4 separate regions of the Mus musculus genome follow, and regions 1, 2 and 4 are each linked to region 3. A link is a loop called in an ENCODE intact Hi-C map of the cell type or tissue named here. Cell type or tissue: heart. All regions are shown on one strand. Region 1 holds the start of Rnu1a1 (U1a1 small nuclear RNA). Region 2 overlaps Tex14 (testis expressed gene 14). Region 3 holds the start of Mtmr4 (myotubularin related protein 4). Region 4 holds the start of Rnu3b4 (U3B small nuclear RNA 4).

Region 1 (2,500 bases), 170 kb before region 3:
CTTACAGGAGCAGAAATGACTCAAAGACAGCTGCATCACCACGGCCCACCCCAGCACGGGTCACAGCTCAGAACTGGGAACCTGGAGGTCATTGTCCAGCCTGCAGGCAGCTCAACAGGTTGGAGAGTGACTCTCTCTGGTCTACACCTCTTCCAGGCAGCTCAGCTGTTTTCTCGGAAGCTGAGGAAAGAGGATCTTAAATGTGAGAAAGAGCCTGAACTGCATACTGAGGAAAGAAAGGACTGATAGTAGAATATCAAATCAGGATTCTGGAATGCTTCCAAACCCGGAGTCCAGGCTATACATCTCTCCTGTTTTTCAGGCTAATCTCTGACAGGTTTTATCTCACTTCTCATTCTAAACAAACAAACAAACGGAACTTGTTCTTTCCTTTTACAGTGTAGGTGTCTGGAATCAAACCCCATTTGTCGGGCTTGGAGGCAAACATCCTTACTGTTCATGAAGTCTGAGCATTTTTATGATTTATTAGGCAGAGTAAGACAGTCCACAAGTAATGTACTTTTAAAATTAACCTTTCTATACCGGTTTTCACAGTGCGGCTGTTTTTGTTGTTCCTCTTAGTGTTAATTCACACTAAAGACTGTGCATCCGACTCCTACATTTATGAAAGTAAATGCCTATTGTTAGAACAAAAAAGGCTACAGAACAAAAAACAAAGCGAAATACCATCTGCTTTAGGTTCAGTGGTATTTTCCCGCTGACAGGGAGGCGGGTTTTTGGGTACAGGAAACGAGTCACTATGGAGGCGGTACTATGTAGATGAGAATTCAGGAGCAAACTGGGAAAAGCAACTGCTTCCAAATATTTGTGATTTTTACAGTGTAGTTTTGGAAAAACTCTTAGCCTACCAATTCTTCTAAGTGTTTTAAAATGTGGGAGCCAGTACACATGAAGTTATAGAGTGTTTTAATGAGGCTTAAATATTTACCGTAACTATGAAATGCTACGCATATCATGCTGTTCAGGCTCCGTGGCCACGCAACTCATACTTACCTGGCAGGGGAGATACCATGATCACGAAGGTGGTTTTCCCAGGGCGAGGCTTATCCATTGCACTCCGGATGTGCTGACCCCTGCGATTTCCCCAAATGCGGGAAACTCGACTGCATAATTTGTGGTAGTGGGGGACTGCGTTCGCGCTCTCCCCTGGTTTACTTGGTTTTAAAAATAGCTTGCACTAGCGATACCGCGAATATGGTTATTAGGTTTGTTAGGCACAGTCGTGTCTTACTATAGAAAAATAACGTAGTGTTCATTTTGCTGCCTGTATGTGTTAATTTGTCCTTATTGCGCCATTGTTCTTGTTAAGTCTTCTGTAAGGAGTTGCGGGTTTCAAACTGTCAGTCTGAGAGCATAAGCTCACTTTTCAGTCAGTTGAATTGAATGTTACATTCGATTGGTTCTGGATATTGATATTACCCAAGGCTTGTCCTGTTTGTAAGTCTTTTCCTACACCTGACAATATGATTATGTTTACAATGTCCCTAGAACTCTGGGTGTATCGTTCCCACTGAATAAAATTTGATCTCTAAGTTGACCTATAAATTTAAGTACCAAAAAACTGGTTTGTAAGATTTTGGAAGGCAGAGGCAGGGAAGAGACCAACGTGGTCTACATATAAAGTACCAGGTACATATAAAGTACCAGGTTTTGTGTTTTGTTGTGAAGCATAAGCAAAATTTGAAGGAAAGGATATGGGTTAGTAGTAGAACTGTTGCCTAGCATGTTTAAGTTACTAGCTTCAAACCAACACTGCATAGTAAAAAGATGAGTTCTAGCTTTGTGTGTATGTGTTTTCTTTGTTTTTGTTTATTTGTGAGACTTGAAGGGGGAGTGAGGAAGCCGTCAAGACTCTGTGTAACAGCCTTGACTGGCCTCACTTGGTAGACTAGGCTGGCCTCGAACTCATAGAAGTCTTTCAAGTGTTGGAATTAAAAGCATGCCACGGGGCTGGTGAGATGGCTCAGTGGGTAAGAGCACCCGACTGCTCTTCTGAAGGTCTGGAGTTCAAATCCCAGCAACCACATGGTGGCTCACAACCACCTGTAACGAGATCTGACGCAGTGTACTTATAATAAATAAATAAATAAATAAATAAATAAATAAGTAAAGAAAGAAAGCATGCCACACCACTCCCAGGGTGTATAAGTGTTTCTTGCTTGTATGTATATATAGGTGCACCACCTGCATGACTGGCACCTAAGAAAGTCAGAAGAGGGCATTGAATACTCTGGAACTGGAGTTATGGATAGTTGTGTTTGAGCTACCATGTAGGTTCCCAAATTGCACCCTGGTCTCTTCTACAGTACAAGTGCTCTTAATCACTGAGCCATCTCTTCAGCCCTACTTGCTAACTTGTTGGTTGTTAAAATAGAGCTACATGTTAAGGAGTGTGAAGCTGTAGTTCAAACATCAGGAAGGTAGAAGCAGAAGGCTCAGGAAGTTATCTAACAAGTTATTTAGATATGCCTGGGTGGGA
Region 2 (2,500 bases), 73 kb before region 3:
ATTTTTGGTTAAGTATTCAGGATAGTTTCCCAGGAGCAGAATTCTTTACAGGCTTTGAACATTTTACAGATCTTTCATAGTTGTTGCCAAAAAGCTCTTGGAAGCATCTGGTCAGATCTGATCTCTCATTTCTGGTCCAGCTGGGTGGTAGTGCATTCTGAGCAACAAGGATTTCATAGCTGGGCCACGGATCACAAACTTTTGAAGAGTTGTTGTTGTTATTATTATTATTTATTGTTTCTAGTATTGTTGCTAGTATTTGAAACAGGGGTTCACTTTATAGTCCTGCCTGGCCTGGAACTCACCAAGATCTGCCAACTCTGCCTGCAGAAGACTGAGATTAAAGGCATGTACCCCATGCCCATCCCTGAAGGACTACTTTAATACATGACAAAATGGGTAAAATCATGGGGTATTTAGAGGAAGAGAGACTGCTCTGATTTGCAGGTGAAGAAGCTTGGTTCAGAGAGACTGACATTCACTAACACAAGACAGATGTCCTACTAAGCAAGCAGGATCCTGAAACCAGAAAAACTTTGTTCTTCAGGGTACTTGTTGTGCCTTAAGATCCTTGCATCCGGTGTCAGTTTGGTGCCAGAGAATTTTGATAGAAAGGCCCAAGCAGAACCTTTAATGTGTGTGATTTGTCTTATTGGGGGCAGGGTAGACTTGGCAACAGCCAAGAACAGACACTGTCAGTTTCTTCTACTTCTGAAGATCTCCCAGGAACACTGTTAGAAGTTGGATATTAACAACAACATTATAGAGAGATTTTTACTCACCCTTTTTATTTCTCAGCCAGGAAAGGTGTAGGGAATCAGGGATCCAAGTGAAGAGTTACTCAGCTAACTCGTGCACCCTTATCTGACTCAGGACACTCATGAAGACCTGAGTCATCCAGTCCTCAAAGGGCTGGCAGGTGGAGGGCCTTAGTCTGGTGATGTGGTGCTCTCTGGTGGTAAGTCTGAGTCAGTGCGTCAACTAGGAGTAGGGAAGGAGGGCTATGGGTTTTGAATTCTGTTAGGAACATGAACAAATAGATGTTATTTGTATCTATGTCACTTCTACCCTGAATGATACAACTTTGGATCAGTATGGCGTCTGTGTCTTCTGAAATCTATGCTACTAAGTCAAGAAATAATGAGGATAATGGAGAGGCACACTTGAAATGGAGATGTAAGTATGAAGTCATGGGTTTATTATTTAAGGTAATATTTATTTATTGTTTTTTTTTTTTTGAGACAGGATCTCACTATGTTGCTCAGCTGGCCTTAGCCTCATGATCCCTGAGTATTATGGGTATAGGCATGCAGGCTCAGCTGATGAGTGAAAACTCTAATTCTTGATTATCATCAGTTTTGTTTGTTTTATGGTTCTGGGTGTGAACCTAGGGCGTGCCTTTTAAATCTAGCACAGGCTTCACTGACTAGGATCATAACACTGTTTCATACACACGAACCCTTTTCTTCTACAAGACTGTTGGATAATGAAAGCACAGCTCTTCTGATTAGACTGTAGAAGAAAAGTGCTTTCCTATTTTTAAAATTGTAGGAAAAGTTTCTATCATCTGTATAGATATATATTGTATAGCATGTAGTAAAACAGTGCACAGTGTATTTAACCCATAAACGTTATTAAAATGGAGAATATGCAGTGTTTCTCTCACATACTCTGTAATACTCTTCTGTAACAGCTTCCTAGGTGTGTAGTCGCTCCCAAAGATTTGGGCTCAGTGTGGTCTAGAAAGGTCAGGCAAATGGTGAGTTCTATAACCTGGGAATTTCAGTTAGGATTTTCCTCATTGAGTCAGCAGAGGATCCACCTGTAAGTTCTCTACTGCTTGCAACTGGAATTCAGCAGCATGGGATATTAATTGGGGGAATTTCCTGTAGTCGGTCGTAGCTCTTTGTCATCCCCTCCCCTTAAAGGCAAGCGGGCAAGATAAGGACAATGAAAGTGTACTCCAGCAGTTATTGTTAGGAGATGGCTGCAATAGTATTCTATCTTTTAAGGTTAAAATTTCTTGTCTCTAGTGTTTGCAGTGATGTTTTAAATGCTACTTTCTCTTGTGCCCAGTGGCAGTAAAAGAAATGGCAGAGAAAGCAGTTTCCGGACAGCTCTTATTACCTCCTTGGAATCCTCAGAGTAGTGCGCCTTTTGAGAGTAAGGTTGAAAATGAGAGCACTCCTTTGCCACGGCCCCCAATTAGAGGTCCTGAGAGCACAGAATGGCAGCACATTTTAGAATACCAGAGGGAAAATGATGAGCCCAAAGGAAATACGAAGTTTGGCAAAATGGACAACAGTGACTGTGACAAGAACAAGCACAGCAGATGGACAGGCCTCCAGCGCTTCACTGGTAAGTTCATTGGAGGAGCTGGTTGGGTGATCTAATTTGCCAGCTCTCAAAATGTGTGCACTTCTAGCGTAGTCCCTTTGCTTGGTCCTGTCTCCTTTGCTGAGAACCCTGTGTTCAAAGGTGAAGAAATTAATTTCCCTAT
Region 3 (2,500 bases):
GCGCTTCAGTCTTGTCCCTCTACCCCTTTTACAGACTAAGAAGCCGCAGCTAGCTAATGGCAGTCAGACCCAGTTTTTCTCTCTTGGCTGAGAGACTCTGGACTGGCGGCAATGCAGGTCTCGAAGGACGGCAAGGTTGGTCGGTCGTTAACAACCAGTCCAGATACGCAAAGGGAACCGCCAGCGCTGCCAGTCCGAGAGCTCCTTCCTCCCAGGCCTTCTAGGAGGGTCTTTCACGTTTTCCATTCCTGTGGCTTCAGCAGTTCCCGAACCCAGCTCTTCTCTTTCGCAGACAAAAAAAAAAAAAAAAAATCCAGGATTTTCTTTTCCATCGACCGGGCGACGAAACACGAGAGTGATGGAACCGAGAGTTTGGGAAGGGACCTTCCCCTTTCCTAGCCGGCATGCTACCCTTCCTTTCTCGCATTACTGGAGCAAAACAGAAACACCACTGGGTTAAAACGCTGAGCCACCGCGAGGTCATTTGCGAACTACCTCTCGGGCGGGGTCGTCACCGGAAGTGACTGCTACCATTCCCTGCAATGTCCCGCCCCCCAGTTGCGCTACCAGTAGGCGACGGGCGGCCGTACTTCCTGTCCCCGGAGCCCTAGGCTGCGACCCCTCTTACTCCTCTCCCATTGGCTGCCAGAGGGACGCGCTGTGATTTCCTATTGGTCGTGTCTGCTCTCTGGCGCCAAGCCTCCTCCCTCCGGGTACTGTCTGGTCTCCGGGTGCCGGATAGGTTACAAGCTGAGAGGGCGTCTGCCCACTGGACCAGTGAGCAGCGTGGAGAGTGAGGGCGGCGGCTGCGTGGTGAGGCAGGGCGGGACTTCGCGTGGCTATTGGCCAGGGCGGGTAGAGGCTAGAGATACGATTGGTTGGGGACAAGGGACCGTGGTGGGGTTCGAGCTGCGCGGCCTCAGCAGCTGCGGGAGACGGAAGTGGTGAGAGCGCGGCTTTGGAGGGTCGGGCGGACGCCGCCTGGGTGAGTCACTGTACCCCGTGCACTGCCAGCCTGGGAACCACAACGACCAAGTCCTGCCCGGCCCTCGCCGGCTCTCTTGAGTCCCGCCCTCTGTCATTTGGGGCTCCGCCTCCGAGGCCTTGGCCCCGCCCCTAAAACCTGGGCACCTGGATCTCCTGGCTGCTTAGCCCATCCTCCCCCACCCCCCACCCTAAGACCAGAGTCCCTAACTGTGAGAACCCTGGGCCTCCTAGGCCTGGTCCTTGTCGCTCCCTTCCTCTCTCTGTTTCTCAGGCCGCGAGCCAGGGAGCCGTGAGGCAGCACCTCCGGCTGGCCGCTTGCGGGCTCCCCCGTGAGGGAGGGAAGGTTGGTAGGATCACAATGGAGGCTTTAATCGCCGTAGCCTCCTATGGGGCTCTGCTGCACACCCCTCGAGCATACCAAACATGAAGGAGTGTCGGTGAAATTCAGACCTGGCTCCCTAAGTGGGCCCAGGAGGCCTTAACTTGAAATCCTTGTTAATTCGACCCATTTGACAGATGTTGTCTCCCAGGCCGGACTGGCCTAATTCTGCTCCTGTTGTGTGGCCTCCTCCCTCAAACCTTCACCTACTTGGTCTCAAGTATGCTCAGCAGGACCGGGCCAACCCTGCTGCTCTTTTATCACAGGTTGTGGTCCTCTCCCTCTTGTCCTCTGCTCTGGACTCTGCCCCCAGTAACAGGTCAGGTGGGTGCTACTCCTAGACTCAGAGACTGGCCGAACTGCCCTGTGGATTCATGCCCCTACCAGGGCCAAAAGTGAGTCCCAGTTGGGCAGTCTTTGTCTCTTCAGAGTTGGAATTTCTTCTCTTTTGTAGAGAGCAGGGTTTGGAGTGCTCTACTGCTGGGTGTGGGGATCAGAACGTTTGAGTTCTGCTGAGTAAGCTAGGATGATACTTAGCCTTGCTCAGGAACTTTTGTGGTGGAATTCTCACCGGGCAGGGTCACTTGTTGCTTCTTCCATTGCCTGACTGGTGTGGTGACTTTTTGAGACGCCGGATCCTCTGTGGTGGAGGAAAATGAGTTGCAGAGAAGTTCAGGGGTAGACCCGTGTGACAATCGTTGATTCTATGGTGATGTTAATGACCGTGCACTTTCCTCTTGTGTTCTGTCTCCTTTAGTGACGAGCAGGAGCAGGCAGCCAGGACCCTCGCCAAGGTAGAATGGTGAGTAGCTCCTTTTCCCTCATACCACTGTGTGTCTCATCCTCCAGTCTGACTCAGGGAAGCTGCCCCACCTCTCTTGGCCCTAGTGCCCCTGGTTACTCTGTTCACTTCCTAAACAGGCTCATTTGCCCTGATGCTTTTTTTTTTTTTTTTTTTTGGATGGGCAGTGTTGTTTTGAGACAGGTTCTTGCTGTAGAGTTTTGGTTAGCCTGGTACTAGACATGTAGCCCATGCCAGCCTTGAACTTGTGGGCAATCCCTCTTTCTCCCTCCATCTCCTAAGTGTTAAGATTGCAGGTGAATGCAGTGTGGGGCCTTGTACATGATAGGCAA
Region 4 (2,500 bases), 130 kb before region 3:
GCTTCAGGCTTGAGCCCAATGTCTATAAACTGTCGCGCGTCTGCGAACTTGCGGCTTCGCGAAGCTTACGCATGGCAGAAGCGCAGTCCCGGGCGAGCGACAGGGAGGCGAGTGGCCGCCAGTGACCCGTCGCAGGCGGAAGTGGGACGGGTCAAGAGAGGACTGTGATCCGATTGGCTGTTCGGCGACCGTATGCTAATCGCGGTGACAGTCTGCGTGGTGTAGGGACACGGTAGCGACTCAAAATGCCCCGTGGACGGGGTCTGGAGAGGTGTCGGTCTGTCAGAGAAGGTGTCCCCGCGAGGGCAGACGCGGTGTGAGATAGAGGCGCGGACAGGGATGTCACGGGTCGTCTGTGCGTCAGTCGCCGTGACTAAGATGTGGGGGCGGCCGGTGCAGTGCGGCGCGGTGTGGAGCGTGAGGTTAAGACTATACTTTCAGGGATCATTTCTATAGTTCGTTACTAGAGAAGTTTCTCTGACTGTGTAGAGCACCCGAAACCACGAGGACGAGACGTAGCGTTCCCTCCTGAGCGTGAAGCCGGCTCTAGGTGCTGCTTGACTGCAGCTGCCTCCTGCCATTGATGATCGTTCTTCCCTCCTTTGGGAGGGTGAGAGGGAGGGAACGCAGTCTGAGTGGACGCGGTTTTATTTTACATGTTTGGAAAAGTCAGAAAACTTATTTTCTCTTCTTTAAGGTTCTCTCAGTGGTTTGTCCTTTCTATGGTGAACGCTTTTTGAGCACTTTGGTGCTTTAGACTGTGTACTGTGCCATTCTCTTTTTATTCTTATTTTGTTAAGCTGTGTTATGAGTTAGTATAGTACATATTAATTCTTGCTCTTACTTGTATTAGCTTTTTTGAAGTGTTTTTTGTTTGTTTCTTTGGATTTTTCCAAGACAGGGTTTCTTTGTGTAACCCTGGTTGGCCTTGAACTCAGCAGTCCTTCAGACTCTGCCCCCCAAATGTTGAGATTAAAGGCATGGGCCACAACTGCCGGAACTCACTGAGGATCACATCCCTGGAAGGTCTGGCTTGGGTGTTTTATATGTGCACATAACTATTGAAAAGTAAATTACCGGCTGGTGAGATGGCTCAGTGGGTAAGAGCACCTGACTGCTCTTCCGGAAGATCTGAAGTTCAAATCCCAGCAACCACATGGTGGCTCACAACCATCCGTAATGAGATCTGACTCCCTCTTCTGGGGTGTCTGAAGACAGCTACAGTGTACTTACATATAATTAAAAAAAAAAAAAAAGTAAATTACTTGGAGAGCTGTTAGTTGGTCACTCATCCTTTGACGATTTGCATAAGTGTTATAATCATGTTCCACCACACTGAACAATTTTTAGTGAAAGTTACATGCAAAATACAAAGGGTTTTGACATGAATTTTATATATACACCTTGACAGGCTTGTTTTCATTCCCTGACATGTTATGCAAAGTAATTATGTACATTACGACATTGCTATATTCATAAACTAGGGCTGGGGGTTCGGCAGAAAGCTGTGACATAACAGAAACCGTGTGTGGTGGTCCCCTACAATCCTAGCACTTGAAAAGTAGAAGCTGAAGGATTGGGATTTCAAAGTCCTCCTCATCTACACATAATGAGTTAACGGTGGCCTAGGCTTTTTAAAAGTCAGTATAAGCTGCTCTGCTCTCAGTCGTAGAGTACTTGCCCATCATGAAGAAGACCTCTGGGTTCAAAAGTCTCAGTACAAAAACAAAAAAGAGAAGAAAGAAAGGCCGGGCATGGTGTCGCACGCCTTTAATCCCAGCACTCCGGAGGCAGAGGCAGGCGGATTTCTGAGTTCGAGGCCAGCCTGGTCTACAAAGTAAGTTCCAGGACAGCCAAGGGCTATAAAGAGAAACCCTGTCTCGAAAAAGAAAGAAAGAAAGAAAGAAAGAAAGAAAGAAAGAAAGAAAGCAACCAAAACTAAGAAACTAAATACATTACTTAAAGGCATATGAAATCCCAACATCAAAGAAGAGGGTCACTTGAATCCAAGAATTCAGGACTAGCCTCAGCAATGTAATAAATGAATATCTAACCAAACTCTGTATGTAAAGTTATGGCTTATTATAGAGCATTTGACTGGTGCTTTCAGAGCCTTTGGTTTCCATCCCCAGTAGTGTAATAAAGTTTGGTAGGGCTGGAGAGATGGCTCAGCGGTTAAGAGCACTGACTGCTCTTCTCTAGATCCTGAGTTCAATTCCCAGCAACCACATGGTGGCTCACAACCACCCGTAATGAGATCTGATGCCTTCTGATGTAATAATAAAATCTTTTTAAAAAAAGAAAGAAAGTAAGTTTGGAAAGGAGGATCACCAATATAAGCCCCACTTGGGCTGCACAGGGAGACCCTGGGGCAAATTGCTCAGTGACTTATGTTACATTCACCTGGTGATGTTAAAAATTAAAAGTGGGGGCTGGTGAGATGGCTCAGTGGGTAAGAGCACCCGACTGCTCTTCCGAAGGTCCAGAGTTCAAATCCCAG

What was found. Peaks named below come from ENCODE experiments on the same cell type or tissue, not always from the same donor. Only the 100,000 strongest peaks of a DNase experiment are listed, where the experiment ranks them.
Region 1: a loop joins it to region 3, with 3 times the contacts of the local background. A loop is called at or near these places in 3 of 42 quality-filtered maps.
Region 2: it touches region 3 in a loop (2.2-fold over the local background); 3 of 42 quality-filtered maps call a loop at or near these places.
Region 4: it touches region 3 in a loop (2.1-fold over the local background); 2 of 42 quality-filtered maps call a loop at or near these places.

The regions. Positions count from the first base shown.
Region 1 is chr11:87,421,861-87,424,360 of GRCm38, forward strand. All of the region lies in intron 1 of Tex14 (testis expressed gene 14), which reads left to right. Rnu1a1 (U1a1 small nuclear RNA) reads left to right here and starts at 1,007; the gene lies at 1,007-1,170. RefSeq lists an enhancer at 490-1,853. In heart, no CTCF peak of the experiment used is centred here; DNase peaks (open chromatin) are centred at 761 and 1,141; H3K4me3 peaks cover 1,019 bases; H3K27ac peaks cover 1,045 bases.
Region 2 is chr11:87,518,562-87,521,061 of GRCm38, forward strand. It overlaps Tex14 (testis expressed gene 14), which reads left to right. Exons shown (of 31, transcript NM_031386.2): 16 at 1,094-1,176; 17 at 2,077-2,358. Among named protein-coding and RNA genes, the nearest start is that of Gm34000, 47 kb to the right of the region's middle. In heart, a CTCF peak has its summit at 957 (motif pointing left); no DNase peak of the experiment used is centred here.
Region 3 is chr11:87,591,266-87,593,765 of GRCm38, forward strand. It overlaps Mtmr4 (myotubularin related protein 4), which reads left to right and starts at 901. Exons shown (of 19, transcript NM_133215.2): 1 at 901-985; 2 at 2,124-2,168. The coding sequence starts at 2,166. In heart, CTCF peaks have their summits at 538 and 1,315; DNase peaks (open chromatin) are centred at 66, 726 and 1,556; H3K4me3 peaks cover 2,374 bases; H3K27ac peaks cover 2,060 bases.
Region 4 is chr11:87,461,861-87,464,360 of GRCm38, forward strand. The region is part of intron 2 of Tex14 (testis expressed gene 14); the gene reads left to right. Rnu3b4 (U3B small nuclear RNA 4) reads left to right here and starts at 426; the gene lies at 426-643. In heart, a CTCF peak has its summit at 1,221 (motif pointing left); DNase peaks (open chromatin) are centred at 111, 648 and 1,031; H3K4me3 peaks cover 163 bases; H3K27ac peaks cover 158 bases.